Linked DNA regions of Mus musculus: regions 1 and 3 are each linked to region 2. A link is a loop called in an ENCODE intact Hi-C map of the cell type or tissue named here. Cell type or tissue: heart. All regions are shown on one strand. Links, peaks and the distances in the headings refer to the core of each region. The heading gives the core; the rest is flanking DNA.

The links. Hi-C counts contacts between places; a loop is a spot of excess contacts. Peaks named below come from ENCODE experiments on the same cell type or tissue, not always from the same donor. Only the 100,000 strongest peaks of a DNase experiment are listed, where the experiment ranks them.
Region 1: it touches region 2 in a loop (2.6-fold over the local background); 18 of 42 quality-filtered maps call a loop at or near these places.
Region 3: a loop joins it to region 2, with 4 times the contacts of the local background. A loop is called at or near these places in 18 of 42 quality-filtered maps.

The regions. Positions count from the first base shown.
Region 1 is chr17:26,116,654-26,124,242 of GRCm38, reverse strand. It overlaps Pgap6 (post-glycosylphosphatidylinositol attachment to proteins 6), which reads right to left. Exons shown (of 13, transcript NM_021793.2): 2 at 7,310-7,484; 3 at 7,017-7,224; 4 at 6,705-6,832; 5 at 6,236-6,504; 6 at 5,814-6,133; 7 at 5,291-5,381; 8 at 5,087-5,210; 9 at 4,708-4,844; 10 at 3,781-3,959; 11 at 3,558-3,704; 12 at 2,587-2,703; 13 at 989-2,305. The coding sequence ends at 2,009. It overlaps Mrpl28 (mitochondrial ribosomal protein L28), which reads right to left and starts at 740. Exons shown (of 5, transcript NM_024227.3): 1 at 394-740. The coding sequence starts at 681. In heart, for the core only: a CTCF peak has its summit at 3,908 (motif pointing left); DNase peaks (open chromatin) are centred at 1,612, 3,788 and 3,978; H3K4me3 peaks cover 64 bases; H3K27me3 peaks cover 1,914 bases.
Region 2 is chr17:26,239,058-26,246,646 of GRCm38, reverse strand. It overlaps Fam234a (family with sequence similarity 234, member A), which reads left to right and starts at 2,405. Exons shown (of 13, transcript NM_001206335.1): 1 at 2,405-2,641. In heart, for the core only: CTCF peaks have their summits at 2,520, 2,869 and 3,116 (motif pointing left); a DNase peak (open chromatin) is centred at 2,436; H3K4me3 peaks cover 1,689 bases; H3K27ac peaks cover 1,326 bases.
Region 3 is chr17:26,135,012-26,142,600 of GRCm38, reverse strand. Axin1 (axin 1) reads right to left here and starts at 3,915. Exons shown (of 11, transcript NM_009733.2): 1 at 3,560-3,915. It overlaps Gm46600 (a long non-coding RNA gene), which reads left to right and starts at 3,849. Exons shown (of 3, transcript XR_001782196.2): 1 at 3,849-4,200; 2 at 5,260-5,328; 3 at 5,788-5,816. In heart, for the core only: a CTCF peak has its summit at 3,890; DNase peaks (open chromatin) are centred at 3,950, 4,670 and 5,030; H3K4me3 peaks cover 2,604 bases; H3K27ac peaks cover 2,069 bases.

The DNA of each region.
Region 1 (7,589 bases), core at 1,486-5,485, 120 kb after region 2:
GGAGCAGAGTATCACCAGAAGAGATAGACTCCAGGCAGTCATCTCGGTCTTTTTGATTTTTATGTACTAGGAGCAAAGTTATTCCGTCCTAAAAATGAGGGAAATGCGCATAGAAACTAGCAGGTGACAAGCAGATTTCACTTCTCCCTCCTCTTCGGCACAAGCTTCGAATCTATCCTTCCTCCTTCCTTTTCTCCACCACTGTCCCCACTCTGTCCTTACTTTTGATACTATCTGATCCAGGACCACCCCACTTCAGGACTAGACTTTGCTATCGGAGTTAGCTTGCTCCGTAAACAAAACGCTTGTGTTAGTCTGGTTGACCGTTTGTGGCGCCCAGAGCAGCGCCTGCTCAGCAAAGCATGCAGAACAGCCGAGATGGTCCGCACCCACCTTGTCGTTGTTGGCGTATCTGTAGCCTAAAATCAAGCCCTCTCCACCCCACAGTCCCTGCTGGGACTCTGGAGGGTAGTGAACTGGAATGGGTACGTCCTCAACGCGCTCGCGCTGCCCATTCTTGGGGTTGATCTTGAACTTGGTCCCGTGAGGTTTGTAGTGTACCGGGGTCGGCGTCCGTTCTTCTTCCAGTGAGCGCAAGAAGTGGGCGGGCAAGCGCGCACAGATGCCCTGCCGCAGCCGCAGCTTCTGCCACAGGTGCACAGGATACCTGTGCAGCGGCATCGCGCGACCCTCTACTTCTAGGAGAGCGCGCCCGCGCCTCCCGGAACCGGAATAGCGTCACCGAACGTGCGCCTTCGCTCGCTGCCAATTGGCAGCAACGCCCGTCCATCTAAACTAATCCCTTTCCCTCCGCCTCCTTTAGGGACCATGAAAAATTATCTACTGCGAATGGGTTCAAGGCACCGTCTGCCAAGTGCAGCCCAGGAGTTCCCCAGCAGCTTTGGCAAGCCTGTTGGGAAAGGCTACCCTGAGCTCAACCTCCCTTTCCCTCCAGGGACGCAAGGAAAAAAAAAAAAAAGACCACTCATTTGATTTGAAAAATTATTGTAGAATATTAAATTCACCAATTACATAAAAATATGCCTTCATATCTTAGAACAGTAACATTTTACCACCTGCCCCCCACCCCCAACAGAATATACACATTTCCCCTTTCAGGGGCTAAAGTGTGCTTTGGTGCCAAATAAAGGATGTTAGTAGCTTGGGAAGGAGCCCAGAAGCCCACACCTGCAATCCCAGTACTCAGAGCAGATGAGCCTCACAGTGGGAACCAAATGGCCTGGGCACACAGCACTACCAGCTCAGTGACCCCAGGAGACCAGAAAGATTGGGCTGGGGATCCAGAACCCACTCCTTAATCCTCAGTTGATCCAGTAGGGGTCAGCCTCATCCAAGTGTCTAGGGCCAGCACAGGAGAATGCTCACCAGACTGGGGCCTTGGACCCCTTAAGAGAGAAGGGAACACTAGCGAGCATTGTGTGCCTTCTGGAGCCAGACCTCATACAGCTGAGCAGCCTGCTACCTCAGGCTCTCCCGAAGGCCTCCTGCTCCAACAGACAATGAGGGAGGGACAGCACACAGCACTCCAGGTCTTAATCAGCTCTCTGATGACCCTGGACTCTACCATAGCAACTGCAGCAGGAGGGTATCCCCATGCCAAGGCAGGATGGCATTAAGGGTACAGGATGTCAGAGACAGTGAGTGACCTCTGTGCACTCAGACTTCCTTGCTTGTGGGTCTCATATCACGGCTTTCCAAAGGAAGGGGACCACAGGAATCCCTTATCTGTATCCCCATCCATAACAGCGTGATCAGCCCACACGTGGCACCTGTGGGCTCCAGGTGGAAACAGCTGTGACCTTCAGAGGAATTGGCAGCAGCCATAAAGATTTTTTGGGGTGGAGGGGGTCTTCTCTGGAGAAAGAAGCCAAGCGTCTCAGGACAATTTTATTCAGATGGAAACCTGGTTGGGGCTAGACAAGCACCTCTCTCGCTTGTCCTAGCTGAAGAGGTCATTAGAGTTTCAGGTGTCCATGAACCAGCCTTATCAGGTCACTGTGTACAACTCATCCCGATCATTCCTGCAGATCTGGTAGTGACAAGGGAACTTCTGCAAACAGGCCCAGGACCCAGCTTTTTCCTCTCGTGGTGGCAGAAGAAATGCTGCACTACCAGCCAGTAGGATGTGCCAAATGCTGTGGGTGTAGTAGTAATTGTCACTGGTCATCATTGAAGTATACATGGCGATGCCAACGGAAGCCATGGAGATGCCAGGCAGGAGGTAGAAGACCCAGCGCTGCCAGGAGGTTGGGTAGCACTGTCCCCGGTGCCCACAGCGGTATATCTAGAGTGGATAGCCACATGGGAGTTGGTTGGTTGGTGCAGACCCAGAGCCAAGAGGTATGGGGTCTATCTAGATCTGGGCAGGAGAAGTGCATATGGCCTCATGCCTAGTGGTTATCGGCACAAGACCTAAGGCACATAGCCAGACTGGGGCTCTATGGGTAGCTGCTACCGACTCTAAACAGATGTGGAGTTTTGGAGCCCTCCCAGCATAACTGGAATTAAGGGCCTGGCTCTCTTCTCCATGAGTCTGAACAGGAGACTATATGCCCTGTTCCTTACCCACATGGAGGCCATGATCACAAAAGCAAAGACGCAAGGTCCCATCAAGTTCCAGATGCCCCTGCGATCCATCTGCAAGGACATGGCGATGACGAGTGTGCCGAGGACAAGTAGTACCTAGGAGAGACACAGTGGTTTGTGAGGCCATAGAAGCCTTTGGCTGGAATCACCTGTGATAGCACGAGACACAATAGGCAGGCGCTGGGGTCAGGGGCGCTGATTACCCAGGTCAGCTTCCCAACATCCTGGCTCCTCTCCTCTGTCGGCTCCTCTTAAGACTCTGCCCCGTTCCTGCTCAGCCCCTGGGAGGGAAGTACCCTTCCTCTAGTCCCTTTACTGTGTCCAAAGGACCTTTGGAGGACTAGGTGATGATGTCCACTCCTAATGGGCAGTCTTGTACACACTTGCATGACCGTGCATACCAAGCCTTCCAGGATCTACAAGCAGGGTGGCCTTAGATGCAACCTGGGAGGGGACCCATGCCTAAGTTTCTATCTGCCCACTGCCTGAAAGTTCATGCCCTCCACACTCAGCCTGCTGGATCTCCAAATTCCAGAACTTTCTCCTCCCACTCTTTGAGATGATATGGGTGCCCCTGATGGGCAGTACCCAGGCTATAGAGGACACAGCTCACAAGCACCGAAGAGTCACCTCTATTGTCCAGATGCTGCATAAAATCCCCAAGTGCCCTTAGACAAGGAACCCAGGAACATGGCTCCAGCTTCTCAGGGAGGCCTGCCCTGACTCCTCTTTGAGATTAGGGTCCCGGTCCCCATCTTCTTTCCTGGCGTCCTGACGGCTACACCTTTCCCTCACAGCTTCCTACAACGTCCTCCAGTAGTGGATGACGAGTTCTCTTGTGAGATCCGATACCCAGTCCTATCTGGTCTATCCCTCTCTGCCACGTCATGTACTGTATGTGAGGGCCCCTGCTTCCCTGGAGCCCAGGCTTGGCATCAGAGGCCACTCACCTGTTTCAGGATTGTCTTCAGACGGGCCATGCAAAGAATGGTCACCCAGGTGGACGCCCCAGAGCCCAGAAAGTCGCAATACTGTAGCGTGTCATAACTGAGGATGCACAACACTGCCTCCCCGGGTTGGTCACAGGCGTGGTAGAACTATGAGGTGAAGCGATGAGCAAGCAGACCTGACCTCCCCACCCAGAGTTCCCGAGAGGGTTAGGGCCAAGCCTACCGTGGAGAAGAACATGGTGTAAAAGTAGACAGAGGCCTCGACCAGGAAGGAACGGTGCAGGGATATAGCAATGGGGGCCAGGAACATGAGGTTGCTGAGCGTGAGCAGAAGCGCTGCTGCCCTCTGCTGGGCTACGGTCTGCGCTGTGCTGTTGTCGGTGCAGCTCCACCCACGCCAACCTGGGGGCCACGCAATACCTAGGCATGAGCTTCTGAACTTTAGGGCCCTTCCTCGCCCAGAGGATGCTGTGTAGACAAGCCTGAGGGAATCCACGGGCATAGGAGGAGGAAATCGGCACTAATAGATACTGGTATATGCAAGAGTGGGCAGGCACGGGCAAGTGGGGACAAAAGTGGAAGATGCATGTAGGCACGGGAGGGTCTGGACGAGCACGTGTATCCATAGCAGGCATGGTCAGGAGTGGAGAAGGAGGGATAAGCATAGTTGGTACAGGGAAACAGGTATGGACGGGTGTGTGTAGACACAGGTAGGCGTGGCCAAGTGTGTTCTGCTGTGAGCAGGCACATGGAGAAGGCTGTGTGAACCAGTACGTGTAGGTAAGGGCGGACAGGTGTGATAAGTTGGTAGGGACAGATGTAGAGATATGTGGACACGTAGGAGCCAGTGTGGCATGCATGGACAGACGTAGAGACTGTCGAGGAAAAGTGTGAATCAATATGTAGTCACAACAAAACGTGAGCAGTAGGACACAGCTCAGACAGGAGTGGGTAAGGCAGACAACTGTAGGCACTGAGTGGGTAAGGGCAGGCAGGATGCAAGCAATGCCACAGTCAGGAGGCAGCACCCCAACCCCCCCACAAATCAGTGTCCCTTACACCTAGACTGGGGGTCCCAAGTTAGCAGGGGAGCGTGAGAAGGAGTGGGAGGGAGTGTCACCCCTGCTTGGCCTGGCAAGCTCATCCTCACCTGCCTTGCAGCTGCAGCCTGCGTACACATAGCCGTATCTACGGAGCAGGAGACACTGGCCGTAGGGCCCACAGTCATTCAAACAGGGCACCAGATACAAGATGGTCTCCACGCGAACCACAGCCTGTTCACAATCCCTACAAAGAAGTGGCCTGAGAAGGCTGGTTGTAGCGCTCCTGTTGGTGGCTCTACCACTAGGACTCCCAGGCCTAGAGCCAAGCCCTCCAGGCTCCAATGGCTGGGATTCCCATTTCCCCTGCTTGTGCTGCTGTGGGATGGGGGGCAGGTGGAAAAGGAGAACCCCTCCAAACTCATAGATGCTTCCCACTCTCCACTGCTACCAGCCCATGTCATGTTGCCCAGGCCCAGATTCACATACTCAGGACTCTCAGGGCACACAAGCTGCAGGGAGAGGTACCAGTTGTCTGTCTCCGGGAAGGGCATGATGAGGTTGGCCATGTGAGATGAGGCTCTCAGAAACATGGGGTAGCCCTGGAAAAAGGCTGCATGGGGTGGGAGGGCCTGTCAGAGGTGGCTAGAGGGGCCAGTCAGTCTCTCCACCAAAACTGCCTGCCCAGAATACCTGTGGTGCAGTTGAGTGAAGTGTTGAAGCTGAGGAAAGGGGAGGCAGCATTCACACAAGCTGCTACCAAGGTGCCATTTGTGACCTCTGTCTGGAAGGGGAAGTAGGGTAGGTTAGCCATTGTCACCCCTCAAAGACATCTAAGGAGCAGTTTGCCTCCCCACCTTGTACTTTAGCTCGGTCATGCTGGGTCCTTTTTTTGAGGGGAGGGAGGCCGCCTGCTAGCCCAAAGTTCATCATGGTCCAAATTTTCTTCAGCTGAATTATCTTCAGCTGTCTCCTGTTCTGGCCATTTCCCTGTCCATTTGCACAGATATAATTATAACTTCTACCAGGGACAGGGCTTCGGGTAGGGGAAGTCTTTTATCTTGGAGGAATCCCCTTCTGGCCCATGCTATTGATAGCATGCTATCACCTACCAGGTCCCTTCACCCCAGTCTCAGAGCTGAAGTCACCCTGTACCCTGAGCCAAGCCCAGGCTACCAGCAGCTGTAGACTGCTTCAGTGGGCTTCCAGAGGATACCTTGTTAGTCCTCAGGACGATGATGAAGGAGCCTCCGCTGTCCATGCCTGTATCAAGGCGGAGCTGCATTACAGAAGGCATGCTTGAATGCACTAGCACGAAGGCCCCATTCAGGGGCTGGAAGTGTACAGACACCACATCTGTGTCCTCCCTCAGGACTGGATAGTTCAGGAGACAGAAGGGGCCACTGTCCACCCTGCTACTCCTGCCCAGGTCCCGGTGGACAGCGCTTTGGGACAGCTGGATTGCAGAGGTATCATAAGTCTGGTTTGGGTTGTTTTGTATAAGATGATGGATGGTCACACTCCATGGCCTACATACTGTCAAAAAGACAAGGGGCTCAACCGGAAGAAAGCCCAGAGCTCTGGGGGAGGTAGACAGAGCCCGTCCACCCCGCCCCACTCCCCTCCCATGGAGCCCACCTGTAAAGACAGCTTTAGCAGTAAAGCCCACTGTCACATGAGGTTCAGCCAGGCTCTCAAATGTCACTTGTAACCACCGGCCCCAGGGTGGAGAGGACAGTAGCAAATGGCAGGATGGAGCGAGGCCAGTGCAAGTCAGCACCCTCTGGAAGTTTCTAGGCAGGGTGGTTGCCCCCACTGTGACACGTACTGGGCAGCCGGGGCTCACACTGGACACACAGCCCTGCAGTTCCAACCGAAGCTCCTGGGTGTATTCAGGGACAAAGATCCTGTGGCAAGGTGGTGACTCAGACTTGCTAGCTCGCACTGGGCACTTATTTCTCCTAACATGCTTACAGGGAGATATCTGACTTCTCTTCCCAGCGCGTCTCTACGCTTTCTCACCTGCAAGATGAGATGGTGGTACCACCCACCCTAAACCCAAAGGTTTGCAGCTACAGGACAGACTTGGCCTCCCTGATCCACTCACTTGAGGTAGCTGGGGTAGGAGAGCAGCGTCTGTGGGAGGGGAACATCAGGCTCTAGGGTGGAGACTTCAACCACCCTCATTACCAGCATATCAGGCTGGAAGATGTAGGCACAGGTTGGAACAAAGCCCTGAGGGGAGAATAAGGCAGGAAGTGATAGGGGTTAGAGAAGGTAGGACATAGGCCAAAGGAGAAGACGGAGTTGAATCTAGAGTCGGGTAGCTGAGAGTAAGGTCTGCCCAGACATTGACAAGAGGCTGGGTCCTCCATGCATCAAGCGGTTCAGCCTCCATCCCCGGAGGTCAGCCCCTCACCTTCACCTGGATCTTCTGGGAGGAGGGAGGGAGGTGAGCAACCAGGAACCAGTCCCCAGGGGCAGGGTGGGAGATGTTGACTGAGGTGTTGTCCAGCATCAAGGTGCTCAACAATGCCCTGATATGGAAGGAGGCGTGGCTCAAGGTGTTGTCAGGGAAGCTGGTGCCCAGAGGGTTGATGACAGGAGGGGCGCCATAGCGGAAATGCCTGGAAGAGATCATGTCAAGCAGGGGTGAGAGTCGGGGTTTCTGCCGGGCATAGGTGCCGGGGGTGCAGAATACTGGGTACCTACACTGTGATCTCTTCGTCAGTGCATGAGGGACTTCCCTGGGACACGTGCAGCAGCCAGCGGAGCAGCACAGTGTCCGGGGGCACGCGGAAGTGGAAGAGCCGGGTGCTGCCATACCAGCTGTAGAAGGACAGCTTCTGTGGGGCCTGGGAGAAGTGTTCAGATACCAGTCCAGCCTCTACAGGGAAAAGGTGACAATCAGGTAGGTGGGGCAGGCACACAGGAAGCATGGGCTCCAGGAAGTACTTGTCCCACCCTGAACTTTGTCCTTAGCCAAAGTAGA
Region 2 (7,589 bases), core at 1,449-5,448:
ACACCAGGAGAGGGCATCAGATCTCATTACAGATGGTTGTGAGCCACCATGTGGTTGCTGGGGATTGAACTCAGGACCTCTAGAAGAACAGTCAGTGCTCTTAACCACTGAGCCATCTCTTCATCCCCCAGTCTTTTTTTTTTTTTTAATGTGTTTGCTTTAGCAAGACATTCTCTCAGCTGGACAGTGGTGGCGCATGCCTTTAATCCCGACACCTGGGAGGCAGAGGCAGGAGGATCTCTGAGTTTGAGGCCAGCCTGGTCTACAGAGTGAGTTCCAGGACACACAGTAATGAGTAATTATCCACAGTAATAAGACTGCACCATCAGCAATAAATAGATTAACAATTTAAAGTGTATTGAGGGTTGGGTCTTATCAGTGACAGTGATAAGAGTGTTTGCCTAACATACACTGGGCCATGGGTTAAGCTCCCATAACCTTCCCCAACCTTCAGATCACTAAGTGTAGTGTTGCAGGCCTATAATCCCACCAAATGATAGAGGCAGGAAAAACAGGAGTTTAAAACTAGCCTTAAATATGTAAAAAAAAATGCAAGGCTGACCTGGGCTAAATAAGAACTCCATCTTAAAGAAGAAGAAGAAGAAGAAGGAGGAGGAGGAGGAGGAGGAGGAGGAGGAGGAGGAGGAGAAGAAGAAGAAGAAGCAGCAGCAGCTAGGGTTGTACCTGAATTGGTAAGGCGCTTATCTACCAACCACAAAGCTCTGAGTTAGATTAACAGCACTATATAAAATCAGTGTAATGGCACACCAAGAGGAAACTTCTAGTTCTTTAGAAAGTTAGCTATGCCAAATGATGGTTTGCTGAGACACACGGATGAAAGGATGTCTTTTTTATTTTTTATTTTTTTCATTTTTCTTGAGACAGGGTTTCTCTGTGTAGCCCTGACTGTCCTGGAACTCACTCTGTAGACCAGGCTGGCCTCAAACTCAGAAATCCGCCTGCCTCTGCCTCCCAAGTGCTGGGATTAAAGGCGTGCGCCACCACTGCCTAGCTGAAAGGATGTCTTGATAAAGCAAACACATAAAAGACTGTTTTCCTGAAGCAGACACAAGTGAAAGGATGCTTGTTGGATATAGCAGACACGTGTAAGGACTCTTGATAAAGGAGTATAAATGTGACCCCACAGACAGTGGGAGAGGAGCACTGAGATTTGGTTTGCTCTGCCTTGCTATTCTTTGCTAAAGACACGCATGTATTTGTTCGCCTTACATAGCATTGTTGAGCTCACCTTGTGGTAACACTGCCATTGAGAGAAATTATCCAAAGAACTGCTTGTGAGGTTCCTATGGCAGCTTGCAGCTTCTGCGGCCTCACATCAGGCTGGTTGGCAAATCTAGAAGTTTCTTCAGGATTTAACTACAGCTGCCTGGTGTCTGCTTGCTGAAAGGACTGGACTGAAGCTGCTGGTTAGTGTCTGGTGTCTGCCCCCCTAGAGGACTGGACTGCAGCTGGTGGTTAGTGTCTGGTGTCTGCCCCCCTAGAGGACTGGTCTGCAGCTGCTGAATTGTACTTGGTGTTTGCTATGGGACTGAACTGCTGCCCAAGAAGATCTAGCTCACCCCTAAAGAATTATTGCTGAACCGGTCCATTTCACCCATATCCTAATAACTTTTCTCTTCCACTGCCTCTGCTGGGTTGTAGGCTAGAGGAGAGGTTGGACCCTTATTAAGAGTAGGTTGCAGCCGGGCATGGTGGCACACGCCTTTAATCTCAGCACTGGAGAGGCAGAGACAGGCAGATTTCTGATTCGAGGCCAGCCTGGTCTACAAAGTGAGCTCCAGGACAACCAGGGCTACACAGAGAAACCCTGTCTCGAAAAACCAAAAAAAAAAAAAAAAAGTAGGTTGCAAAAAATTTATGCCTACTCAGAGAGTAAAAGTCCTTGCCAAGCTATTGTGCAAGCCTGTAACCTAAGTTCGATCCCAAGAACCCACATAAAGGCGAAAGTGAACCAGCTCTACAAAACTGTCCTCTGATCTTCCCTTTCTGTCGTAGTGTGTGTCTCTATGTGCCTGCGTGTGCACTGAGGAAAGAAAATACCGTGGCCAGTAAGTGATCGGAAAGATACGCAGGCTAGAAAAAAGAAGCCTTAGCATGGGCCTTCTGTCTTGTCTCCATTCATGGATTCCTGGGGTTAGTATGGGAACACCAGGCCTAAGCCATCACAGCATTATCATGCCAAAATGCTCCTGCACAAACAGGCTCTCTGCTCGAAAAGGGCAACACTGGACACAGTGGCCGTGTTGCTAAGCAACCGACTCAGTCAACAGAACGGAATCGCTGTGGTACGCCCCTTCCGCTGGCAGGAAGTGACGCACAGTTCAGGTGGGCCGAACTAAGGGGGGGGGTCACAGCCTCTCTGGGGCGGGGCCTACTGCGGGGCGGGCCTCCTGGGTGGGCCCAGTGGGGGCGTGGCACGCTGCCCTCGGGGCCGGGCGGACCGGGGTGCGCCGGGGAGGGGCGCTGCTGTCCGGCGTAGTCTGTACTCCTGTTCAGCCGCTGTCCTCCCGGGAACCTTGGGGATGTGGATCCCGGATTCCAGGGACCGCAGTTGAGCCAGCCTCGCCAGTCCTGTACCACTTGCTGAGGAGCAGGATCTCGCGGACAGGTCCGAGAGCAGGTCAGGATCGGACTAGGTAACTCTTAACGCGCGAGCTGGTTCCGGCCAAAGCCGTCTGCGTTCGATCGCCCGGAGCTAGTGGGGGCCAGGAGCGGGTCCCGCCTCCACTTGCAGCTCACAGCTAAGGTCGGCCCCGCCTGAGCTCCCAGAGTAGCAGTGCACAGGGCCTGGCACCCTCAAGCGTGCTCAACTTGGCCAAACAAATCTCTGCTCCGTCGTGTCTGTTCCCTGGAGGGCGCTGTGGTGACCCGGAGCGACAGGGGTTGACCTACCAGAGGAACTTTGTGCTCCGGTGGACATGTTCCTTAAATCCTAACGCTCTTTGGGCCCCGTGTGTTTAGTATCAGTGAGAATCAGTTCATGTTCTTCAAGTTCAGGCCCAAGGCAGTGAGGTGGGTACGGTCAGGAGTGGTTGGTGATGGGGTTGTCTTCATATTCCACCCTCACAGTTCTAATGTTCTTTTAAGGCCACCACCGCCTCCTGCTGCCTTGAACTGGAAGCAATCTTCCTGCCTCATTACACCGAGCTGTCTGTTTCTTCTCTGTACTGGCGTTTTTTCTTACTCCTTCCATTGCCTCCTTGTATTCCTTATATGTTGCTTTATAACAAACAAGAAGTTTATTGGTTTATCCTAGCAATCTTTATCCTAGGTGTGGTGGTGGATTTCTGTAATCCCAGAAGTTGAGGCTGAGACATATGAATTTGGAGTTTGAGATAAGCCTGGGCTACAATATGCGGTCTTCCCCAAATGCACAAAATAAAACAACCTTTATTAGTCAACACTTTCTGTGGGTAGGGAATCAGTCTACCTGGGTGATGATGGCCCAGTAACTCTCGCCAAGTTGGGGGATCCAAATCCAAGATAGTGGACTCAAAAGACCAGTGGCAGGAGTCCTCATTGTTTTCTGTTGGTATCTGCCTTCCCTCAGAAGAGTTATCTGTAAGGGAAGTGGGGCGATAGGGAGTGATAGAAACCACTGTCATTATGACCCAGTTTGCAAAGTCTAACTCCCCCCTCCACATTCTTTTTGTATTACTAGGTACATAGGAGGTGGGTACAGCAGAGCTTATGAAATGAGTGTGTGCATGCAAGAGTGAGTGTAGGTGTAGTGTGTCAAGGACAGTGACCTGTAGGGGCTCTCCCTCCTCTATATGGGTTCCAGAGAATCCTCTTGTCACAAGTCTTCCAGTGGTGGAATTTTGTGTCACCATCCCAGAACCCTACTAACCGACCTAGCACCCCAGCTCCTCACCTCCCCAGCTCCCCAACTCTCTTTTGGGAATGGAGTTTTTTGAGACAAATTTTGCTTTTATCCCTGGCTGGCCTGGAACTCATGGTATAGACCAGGCTGGCCTCAAACCAGAGGTGAGCCTCTTTGCTCTTTCAAGTACTAGGGTCTCAGATATATGCTACCAAGTCCAGCTTGTGAATGTTATGTTTTTTTTCTAGAATTTATGTGTATAACTCTGTTGCCTGGAAAAGAGAGAGAGAGAAGAGAGAGAATGTGAGTGAGTGAGAGAGAGAGAGAGAGAGTGTGTATGCACACACCATGGGAATGCCTGGTGCCCATGGAGGTTAGAACAGGGTGTTGGATCCTCCAGAACTGGAGTTACAGATGGTTGTGAGCCACCGCGTGAGTGCTGGGGACTGAACCTGTGAACCAGCTTGCCAGCCCCTTGTGATTATATTTTAAAATCCTGCTACTGACCATGCCTGTGGGGGAAGGGTGCCTACTCCCTGTAATTACAGCACAAGTTTCCACATCGCATTCACATGAGCTTTAGCTTTGTGAGAATGACTGGGGCTTTTCCCAGGGAAGGGAAGCATTCAGCACCCCAGCATGACGTTGGACACTTGGAAGAGCAGACTTCCCTGTAGAAAATGGAACTAGGTAGCTGGGTGTGGTGGCACACGTCTTTAATCCCAGCACTCGGGAGGCAGAGGCAGGTGGATTTCTGAGTTCAAGGCCAGCCTGGTCTACAAAGTGAGTTCCAGGACAGCCAGGGCTATACAGAGAAACCCTGTCTCAAAAAGCCAAAAACCAAAAAAAAAAAAAAAAAAAAGAAAGAAAAAGAAAATGGAACTAGGACTGGCGAGATGGCTCACTGACTGCTATTCCAGAGGTCCTGAGTTCAATTCCCAGCAACCACATGGTGTCTCACAACCATCTGTAATGGGATCTGATGCCCTCTTCTGGGGTGTCTGAGGAGAGCAACAGTGTACTTACATATAAATGAAATAAGTAAATCTTTTAAAGAAAGAGAGAGAGAAAGAAAGAAAGAACTAATCTTCCAGAGAAAAGCATGGTAATAGGTGTTGTCATCTAACTGACATCCTGTGTTTACAATTGGCATTTAAAGTCACCTGATCCTGTAAGGTTTTTCTAATGTGTTTATGAACACATGTGCTAGTAAATAGCTCTCCCGAGAGAGGCTGATGACCACATTAAGGACATGTATTCAGTTCGTGCCTCAGTCTATTTTCTGCCAGCTACCACTCACTCTGCTTTGTCCTTGGGGGGCGGGGCATGATGGGGGATGGGGAAGCAAGGACAATTGTGTGCTCTTACGTTTCTGGAACTCTCTGTGGAGAGGACCCAGAGCAGTGTGAGAGGCAACTAAGCCACAATGCTGTAAAGCATCATAGGAAATGTCCCAGTAGATTCTGGGCACATCTGGGCTTTTACAGATACAGTAGGAGCAAGTAGAGGGGGAAGGGCAGATGAAGGGACAGGTGCAGAGCTACAGCACGATGGGACATGGGAAGGATGACACTAGACAGACAGACAGGAACCAAGGATGGAAAGACCTGGTGTTATCCAGGGTGTTGACTTTGTTCCAAAGTGGCGATGAGTCATTTTGGAATGGTAAAAGGAGTAACATGACCAGCAGATATTTTGGAAACATTTAAGAAAGCTCCAGGATTCACTGTGAGAGGTTTTAAAATGTAACGTATGTGGTGTCTGGGAGGCGCCTGCACCGAGGGCTGCTGAGACAGCAGCAGGTAAGTGCGGCCGTCACCAAGCCTGCTGAGCTGACTTTGATCCCTAGATCCCACTAGGAGATTGAGGAGAGCACCAACTCCTGCAAGCTGTGGTGACTTCCACACGTGATCTTTCTATGTCAAGTGTGAGCCCGTACCCTATACACACACATCAAGTAAAATGAAATAAAGAGGCGGAGCCAGATTGACAGGTTAGATGAGATAGAACCTACAGGGCTTATTAAGTGTTCCAAAATTTACCATGGATTTCACTCAAAATTGATCTTCACACCAAGCATATGGACTTGGTGTGATGTGTTTCTAATCTCCTTTGTAAACTCCTTCTTGGAGTTTTAAGTTGTCATGATATAACACACACGGGAAATGCTGAATTCTACCTAATAACCAGAAAATTGATGCTGACAGTTGGTGTGACTCATCTCTGGAGTGCAGTGTACAGTAGAATGTTCAGAGGTTGGGCATGTGGGAGAAGTGTGCTAGCTCCTCACTGGTTATCTGTTGACTTTAGTCTTGGTAGTTAGTTCACAGAGCTGGTGTTCTCTGCTTTTGTGAATGTATAGATATGTACATTATAAAAGTCTTTTTAAAAAATGATAAAGCAGTCAGGCTTGGAGGCTCCAGCCTATAATCTTATCTTTGCGGAGGTAGAGATATGAGTTTGAGGTCAGTCTCAGCTACATAGCAAACTGAAGGCTAGCCTGGGTTATGAGACCCTGTGGAAAAAAAAAACAAAAACCAGGAAACAACAAAAGAAGATAAGCATGGCCGGGCGTGGTGGCACACGCCTTTAATTCCAGAGCTCGGGAGGCAGAGGCAAAAGATAAGTAAATTGAGCCAATGCTTTAAGCAAATGAATGCAAAATTAGTTATAATTTATCTTAATAGTTTCCCTACTAAATACAGGAATGAAAAGGAATAATACCGATTGATGGGGGAATTGCAGGAAATAAGTCTAATCTAGACTTCAGGGAAAAGTTTATTCCTTGGGCTAATCAGTAAGACCTACCTGAGGCTGTTTTTCATCCAAGCATCAGGTCTGTGTGTGCTGGGAAATTTTGTGTTTCAGTCAGGGAACCATGACCTTAAAATTTGTTTCCCTTGGAGAACTGGCTGAGGCTCTGCCCTTGTTTTGAGATTGTGCTTTGTGAAGAGAGTCAATGGTGGTTCCCTGTAAACAACTGAACACTAACTATCTTTGTCTCCTATCTGCTTGGCTCAGCTAGAAAACCGGGTGCTGCCTGGCTGGTTTTTGTGGGTGTCTCTCTCAAGCATCTCCTATTGGAATGCAGTTAGAGTAGAGGGAGCAGTCCTGGAGGTGGCACAGCCACACAGTGTAAAAGACATCCTTTGTTCTTCGTCTGCTGCTTTTGTAACCTTGGTTATCCTGGAACTGAGTTTGAGGCCAGTCTTTATCATTATTATTATTATATGTAAGTACACTGTAGCTGTCTTCAGACACCCCAGAGGAGGGCATCAGATCTCATTATGGATGGTTGTGAGCCACCATGTGGTTGCTGGGATTTGAACTCAGGACCTTTGGAAGAGCAGTCGGGTGTTCTTACCCACTGAGCCATCTCTCCAGCCCCTTGAGGCCAGTCTTGAATTCAGAAATCCACCTGTCCCCAATTTCTGAGATTACAGCCACATCCAGCTTGTTCTTGGTTTTTTGTTTATTTGTTTTGTTAGTTTTATCTTTTGTTTGTTTTTTCAGATAGGGTTTCTCTGTTTAACAGTCCTGGCTATCATGGAACTTGTTTTGTAGACCAGTCTGCCAGTCTGGCCTTGAACACACAGAGATCAGCCTGCCTCTGCCTCTGCTGGGAATCAAGGTGTGTACCACAATGTCTAACTTCCATCTTGTTTTTTAAGAGCCTTTGCTATTTTTTTTTTGTTTTGTTTTGTTTTTGGTTTTTGGAGACAGGGTTTCTCTGTGTAGCCCTGGC
Region 3 (7,589 bases), core at 1,486-5,485, 100 kb after region 2:
AGGACAAGGATTAGGAAAGGTGGTCCATGGAAACACCAGAGGTTCTCTTGAGATGTGCAGGGATGCCCTCCCACTCCCACTTGGAGCAGAGACTCAATGCAGACGTCCAGCAGAGACATATTTGGCCACAAATTTTGCTCTATCATTAAGGCAATTTCTGGAACTTTTACAAGAATGCCTCTCACACTAAGTGAAAGCCTGAGTCATGGAGGACATCTCTCCTTCAAGGGACACCTCCAATAATAAGGCCTGAAGACCACCCATCCTGGCTAAAGAAATGTCGCTAGAGAAAAGGAAGGGTGCCTCTGTCTCCACTCACCAGCATCAGTGAGCTGGCCCCTCATACATGAAGACAATCACCTCTCTTGCCCTAGTGACACTCAGAGACAAAGAGGCACTACAGATCCTCAGGTAGACAGGCATATGACAAGTATAACAGTCTCTGTATTTCCTGTCTTTTCTTTTACTTTTCATACCTGGCATGCCTCATGAGCAACCACACAGCAAGATGTCCTTCCAGCTCTCAACAGCTAAGACATCAAGTGATAATAGGCTGGCTACCTTCCACACTTTGGACCAGTGATGGAAGGACACAGTCCACATTCAGAGGCATCTATACATTAACAACACAGACAACCTTAGAGATTCAAAAAGCTGCTGTACTTGGTTGCTAATTTCTCTTTTACAAGGAGATTCCCTTCTCATAGCATATAGTGACTTTGGAAAGACAGAAAAGGTACAGAAAAAAAAAAATCAGTTACAAATACAAGTATGCTTTTTAGATAAAGAAGCATACAGAGAATATGGCTTAGCTCGACCAAGTGAAAACCATACCACCTATACTCTTAAGAAATTAAAAACTATATTTTTTGTTGCTGTGCAGGGTGTGCAAAAGGGACCAAATCTGTTCAGATTTGGATAGGAGCCTCTGCTATGATCTTTGGTCCTTTCTGCTACATCCCACAGGCTCTCCAGCAGTGCCTCTCAACATATCCAAGGAGGAGATAGCAACACAGCCCCAAATGTTCCCAGCTAAAAGTGAGCTAGAGAGAGGCATATGTCAGTCAGATAACTGGAACAAAATAAATCCTAAAAACAAAAGACAGGCATCGTGGTTCCTACCTGTCATCTCAGAGCTCAGAGGCTGAGGCAAGAAGAGAGTCATCCTGAGTCAAGGCTAGCCTGGGCTATAAAATGAGAGACTGTCTCAATAAATAAATAAAGCCAGTATATTGGCACAAATCTATAATCTCATCTCAGCACTTGGAAAAATGAGGGAGAATTCAAGACCTGATCAAGAGTTCAGGGTCAGCCAGACGGTGGGTGGTCCCAACACTCAGGAGGTAAAGGGAGATGGATCTCTCTGAGTTCAAGGCCAACCTGATCTACAGAGCAGCCAGAGTTCCAGAACAGCTAGGACTATAGAAAGAAACCTTGTCTCAAAAATAAAACAAGTAAGAGAATTCAAGGTCATGGGGCTAGGGATGCAGCTCAGATGGTAGAGTGCTGCCTAGCAAGCTTGAGGCCTGGGTTTCATGCCCAGATGCCCAGCACTGCATAAAACTGAGAGTGATGATGCACATCTCTGTATGGAGGTAGAGGCAGAGGATGAGAAAGTCAAGGTTATTCCTGGCTTCATGAGAGTTAGAGGGTATAAGAGACCGTCACAAAACAAAAAACAACCAAAAAGGGAGTGGCTGTCCTTGGTTACCATTCAACAGTGCTGAGCCCTGACTTCCATGAAATCTATCTTTTGCTCATTCTCACAGAATACACACTTTACCTGCTAACAATGCTGATGGCTAGATTACTAATGGCTACAAGGAAAAGGCATGTACAAATAAGAGATGGGTCACAATTATGACATTTCTGCAGCTAATGACTTCTTAGGCAAGCTATAATCTCAGCCTCAGCAGGACCAGCCTGTTTCTTAAGTTCACAGGCCCTATGACTGTGGTTTGCTGCTCACTGACCTCCTATACCTCTCTTTAACCTCAGTCACTTTCTGGTAGTTCTGTCTGCATGTGGTAAGCACATTGGATATCTAAAACATCACACCAGCCCATCGTGTCTACTATGCTCTTATCTAGGATATCATCACAGGAAAAAGGGGCCTGCACTCCTGGCTACCTGTACCTGAACACGAAACATTCCCCAAAATTACTAACACTGAAACAGCCCAATTTCCAATAACCCCTGGGCTCCCACAGAGAACATCTAACACTTAAGGCACACAGAAATACCACACATAAAGCAGCTATGATAATTCAGTAAGAATCTAAAGCCCATTGCACCAAATCCAGCCTCAAATCTGCAACCAAGACTTATAAAGTGACTCTATAAAGGTAATATATAAACCTGATATCATATATAAAATTCCCTTTGACACTGTCAAAACACACAGCCCTGGGTGTATTTGTATATATTGCTTATACTCAAGTATAGCTTCCAAGCTTATGATTTAGGTGGAACGTGGAAGTAATAATATGACTATCATACTAACGAGCCATTGATTAAATTCTTGAAAGGTCAGGACTCTCATTTCATATCTAGTGCAGTCCCCCATCACATAAAGTCGTAACGGTGTTTCTCTGAAAGATGTAGGACAAGTCAATACTGCTGAAAAATCAAACAAAATCTCTGTGCTCCCTATATTTTCTCGGCCCTGAAGTGGGCTCTAAAACTGAAACCAGCTAGTACTGCCTCTCTCAGGTAAAGTCAGACTCCATGTTCTCCAAAACGGACTGTGAGTAAAGGAACGCATTGGAGTAAAGGGGAGGAGTACACAGTTATTGCGAACTCTTTACAAGTTATCTTCAGATGAGCCGAAAAAAATCCTTATGCCCAACTAAAAATGCTCGCTCTGGGCTTTGGTTTTGGGTGAATTTGTTTTGTTTGGGGGGAGCATTATTAAGTAAGGCAATGAACACCAGGACAAGTGGTTATCTGGCAAGCCAAACCACACCAGAGAGTGCCCTCCTTGGATTGTTCTTACTCGTCCCTACTTTACTTTTTCATAGGGACTAGGGGATAGCGCAAAGGAAGACACACACACAGTCTAGCACCAGCAGCTTCTCAGCACCCACTCACCCATATCCTAAATGTGTCCCAGACCCATCAACAGTACACCACACTCGGCAGACACACACCCACCTGTACATCATTCTTAGAATCCTTGCTTTTCCTTAGTCCCTGGTCCTGTTCAAACAGGCCTTGCTTTCCCCATGCCCTACTATCGTCCTGTCCCTGGCACATCGCCCCCCCCACCCCCAAGCCCTTCTCCTCATATATACCTAGCATACCATGCAGTCCCCACGCCTCTACTCATACTGCGGAGCCTGCCACCTCTTCCGCTCAACGTCCCCTTGGATCTCAGGTCTCCCTACGCCGGGCACAACCTCGCACATCAGGGGCCGCGCTCCGGCACGCCTCCCGCCCGCAACCCGCGCGCCCCTCTCTTCCGGGTCCGCGTACGCCGGCCTAGCGCGGCCTACTCCCGCAGCCCCGGGCAGCAGGCCTCCGCGCCACAGGAGCGCGCCCGTCGGCTCCCACTACTCACCAGCGCGCGGCGGCTGTGGAGGCGCGGCCCGGGGCCTGGCTCCCGGCCCGGCGAGGCCCATGCGCTCAGCGGCGGCTCAGCGGGCGGGCCACGGCGGGGGCGCGGCCCTGGGGGGCCCCCATCGCGGCGGCGGCGGCGGCTCGGCGACCCGTGGCCCGGAGGCGGCGCAAGGCAGGCCGCAGAGCGCCGCCAAAACCGGCTGCTCACTCTCACCAGCCCTCTCTGGAACCAGGCTCCAGCCCGACCCCAGCAGGCTCCTGCGGCGGCGGCCGCAAGCGCTTCCCTGAGCCGGGAGCCTGAGCCCAGAGCCCTGAAGCCCAGGCCTGAGCGCCCCCGCCGGCGCCGCCCGGAAGTGCGGGGGCGGGGCCGTGGTGTGGGGCGGGACTGCTGCGGAGGCTGGGTCTCGTTGTAGAGGCAGAACCACGGTGTGGGGCGGAGCTTCTAACACGGGGCGGGTGGGAGTCCGAGGACAAGAAGAGTAAGGGGCAGAGTCTTGAGCGAAAGGCGGGACTGCGGCGTACTCAGGAGCCAAGCACTGTCTTGCGGTGGTGAAGGCGGGGCGTGAACTAGGAGTGCCGCTGAAAAGAAACGTAGCCGCGGAGGATGCCCAATGGGGCAACGACTACTGCTCGTCCCGAAAGGTGCCATGGGAAACAGCCCTGAGCGCGCTCAACAACCACAGCCATCACTGAACCCTAGGCCAGTACACTGAAGGCAGACCACTCATATCTGATCGCAGATGCTATTGAGAGAGTAGAGTTTCTGGGTAGCTGGTCGCCCTCCACACAAATACACACATAACACTTATAATGTCTGCAAGGCATCTCTTGCTAAGTCTGCAAGCGCAAAGAGTCAACTCCATTTTGCCCCACCACAGGAACATAGATGCACAACTCTCTACTTGGCAGGTCTCAACCCTCGGTCAGCCACATCCCAAGGAGAAATATGTGAACACAAGTAATTACTGCACTTAAGAATGTCATCTACCAGTCAAATCAGCCCCTGACACCTCTCAGGTAGTCCATTTTGCAGACAAAAAGTTGTGACCTAGGCTTAGTACGCACCCACCCAGACCTCACCTTGGCCAGAGGACTCCTGGTACCCATACCACCCTATACTGGCTGCATCTGCACTTGCCATCTACATGCTTTTATACTGCTGCTGCCAGTGCCACTGCCATGTTTTGTTCTGGACATTGTTCTCCCTCATTGCCTTGTCCCTTCTTCATGGCTCACAGGCAAAAGCAGTAGTACTGGCTTCAGACTCTAAACCCACAGCTGACTGGGGTGATCCTAACCCTGCCACCTGTCCCTTAAGAGGACTTAGCACAGTACCGAGGACCAGGATTGCTATGTATAGAGAAGGAACCACTTGAACTATAGCTACTAGGGTGACCAAGCCTGACAAATTCCCCTCCTAGACTCATCACTGAGCCTCAGGTCTGGGGCTGGGGTATAGATAGTGCCCCCCCCCTCAAATGCCAGGACAAGTTTCATGTTCACTTCTGTCCATCTAATGCAGCCTCAGGTCCTCCGGCCTCTGGGCACTGGAGACTCTCTAGCAGCCCCTGACCCAGACCATTCAGCCTCATACCATTAGAAGAAACAATCACGACCACTGAGTGAGCAGTAGATAGCCTTGGCCTTGGGCATCCTCCCCACTCCCAAACCCGGACCCCAATGCTTGCCTTGATTCTGTAGAGCTGCTGCTGCGGCCAGGCCAGGCTCTCGGGATCAAGTCCACGTCCATCCTCCTGCTGGCCCACGGTGGTAGGTATCCCCAAGCCCTGGGACCAGAGTAGGGCCCTCGGGCCTCCAGCTCCTCGGGACCCCTGCCCTGCAGGGACAGGAAGGGAATCAGGAAGCCTGGAGGAAATGCAACGGCCTGCTAAGGAGTGCTGGGGGGGGGGGGTGTGGTGGGGGAGAAATTATAAATAGGGGTAAAAGGATTAAATTATGAAGACCTTGAGGGAGTTTCTGCAATGAGAGGGTAAAGGACAGCACTTGAGAGCCTTGAAATGCCTTTGCTCCTCCCAGAATTGCCATTAGCAGCTTTAACTAAATTTTCATGGCATTTGCTCATGTTTCTTGCCAGGAATCAAGAGTTTTAAAAACCCAAACTCATGAGCAGAAATTCTTTTCCTCAATGTAGACATAGAAATATACTTTTGCAAAAAAGGTTTATTTTTATTTTACGTATGTATGTGAGTACACTCTCACTCTCTTCAGACACACCAGAAGAAGGCGTCAGATCTCATCAGAGATGGTTGTGAGCCACCATGCAGTTGCTGGGAAACGAACTTGGAACCTCTGGAAGAGCAGTCAGTGCTCTTAACCACGGAGCCATCTCTCCACCTTGACATAGGAATACTTTTAAATAAAGTGTCTTTTAATAATGATACAAAGAAGCCGGGCGTGGTGGTGCACACCATTAATCCCAACACTCGGGAGGCAGAGGCAGGCAGATTTCTGAGTTCGAGGCCAGCCTGGTCTACAGAGTGAGTTCCAGGACAGCCAGGGCTACACAGAGAAACCCTGTCTCGGAAAAAAAAAAAAAAAAAAGATATAAAGAGCTCCGGGTGTGGTGGCACACGCCTTTAATCCCAGCACTTGGGAGGCAGAGGCAGGCGGATCTCTGAGTTTGAGGCCAGCCTGGTCCAGCCTGGTCCAGCCTGGTCCAGCCTGGTCTACAGAGTGAGTTCCAGGACAGCCAGGGCTATGCAGAAACCCTGTCTCAAAAAACAAAAACAAAAACAAAACAGAAAAAGATGATATAAAGAGTGGGTGGGCTGGAGAGCAGGGCGGGGGGGGGGGTGCATATAGGGGACTTTCAGAGAGGAAACTAGAAAAGGGGATAGCATTTGAAAAGTAAATGAAGAAAATTTCTAATGAAAAAAAATTTTTTAAATGATACAAAGAGGGGCTGGCAAGATGGCTCAGTGGGTAAGAGCACTGACTGCTCTTCTGAAGGTCCTAAATTCAAATCCCAGCTACCATATGGTGGCTCACAACCACCTGTGATGAGATCTGACCCTCTTCTGGTGTGTCTGAAGTCAGCTACAGTATACTTACATATAATAATAAATAAATCTTTAGAAAAAAATGATACAAAGAAAGTCACCTGGCACCACCTGGTATGCACACTACAGAGGGTCTGGCCTAGTGATACACTGCAGGAAAATGCATGGCAGAGGGCCAGCTACAGAATGGCCACTGTCCATGCCACAACTCAGGAAGAGAAGGACCATTGTGATCTTCAATTCTAGGGCAAGAGGGGCTTCAGGCTCTGCTGGTTTCTGTCTGTCCCTTGCCCCCTCTACCCAGTGCAGAAGTCGGGGGATGCAACTGAATCCCTGGTAGAGAAGACATGTGGTCTTATATGTTTTATTTGCCATTATAGAATACAGCAGCCATCTGGACCCAATGTGACCCAGAATGCTCAAAGGACTCAGGTGGCCCAATTCCCTCGCTGTCAGCCAGCTATCTCCCTGCCATAACCAATCCCTGGCTTACGTCTCACCCCCATGAATCTTCTTTTTCCATCGTTTCTGACACTGGGTTCAGGGGTTGAGGGGTGGGAGTGGGGTGGCCAGGGCCTCTCTGCCTACGAGGACAAGGAGTTGGAGACACAGCAGTGAGAAAACCCGTAATGGTACTAAAACAGATGCTAATTTTTCTATCATAGAGCAAGTGACTATGAAGGCAGGAAGAATAAGAGCTTATTAAAGAGGGCTCATGTAGGTCCCTAGAAGAGGCAGAGCTACCATACCACTCCAAGATGGAGTGTAGCTCAGGCTGGCCTTAAACTTAGGATGGCCCTGCCCAAGCTTTCCAAATGCTAAGAATACAGGAATGAATGTGCCCAGCGTGCATTTTACTTCATTGTTTTTTATTCATTTTTATATGTATTGGTGTTTTGCCTGCATGTATTATGTCTGTGTAAGGGTGTCAAATCTTGGAGTTATAGACAGGTGAGAGCTGCCATGTGGTTGCTGGAATTTGAATCTGAGTCCTCTGGAAGAGCAGTCAGT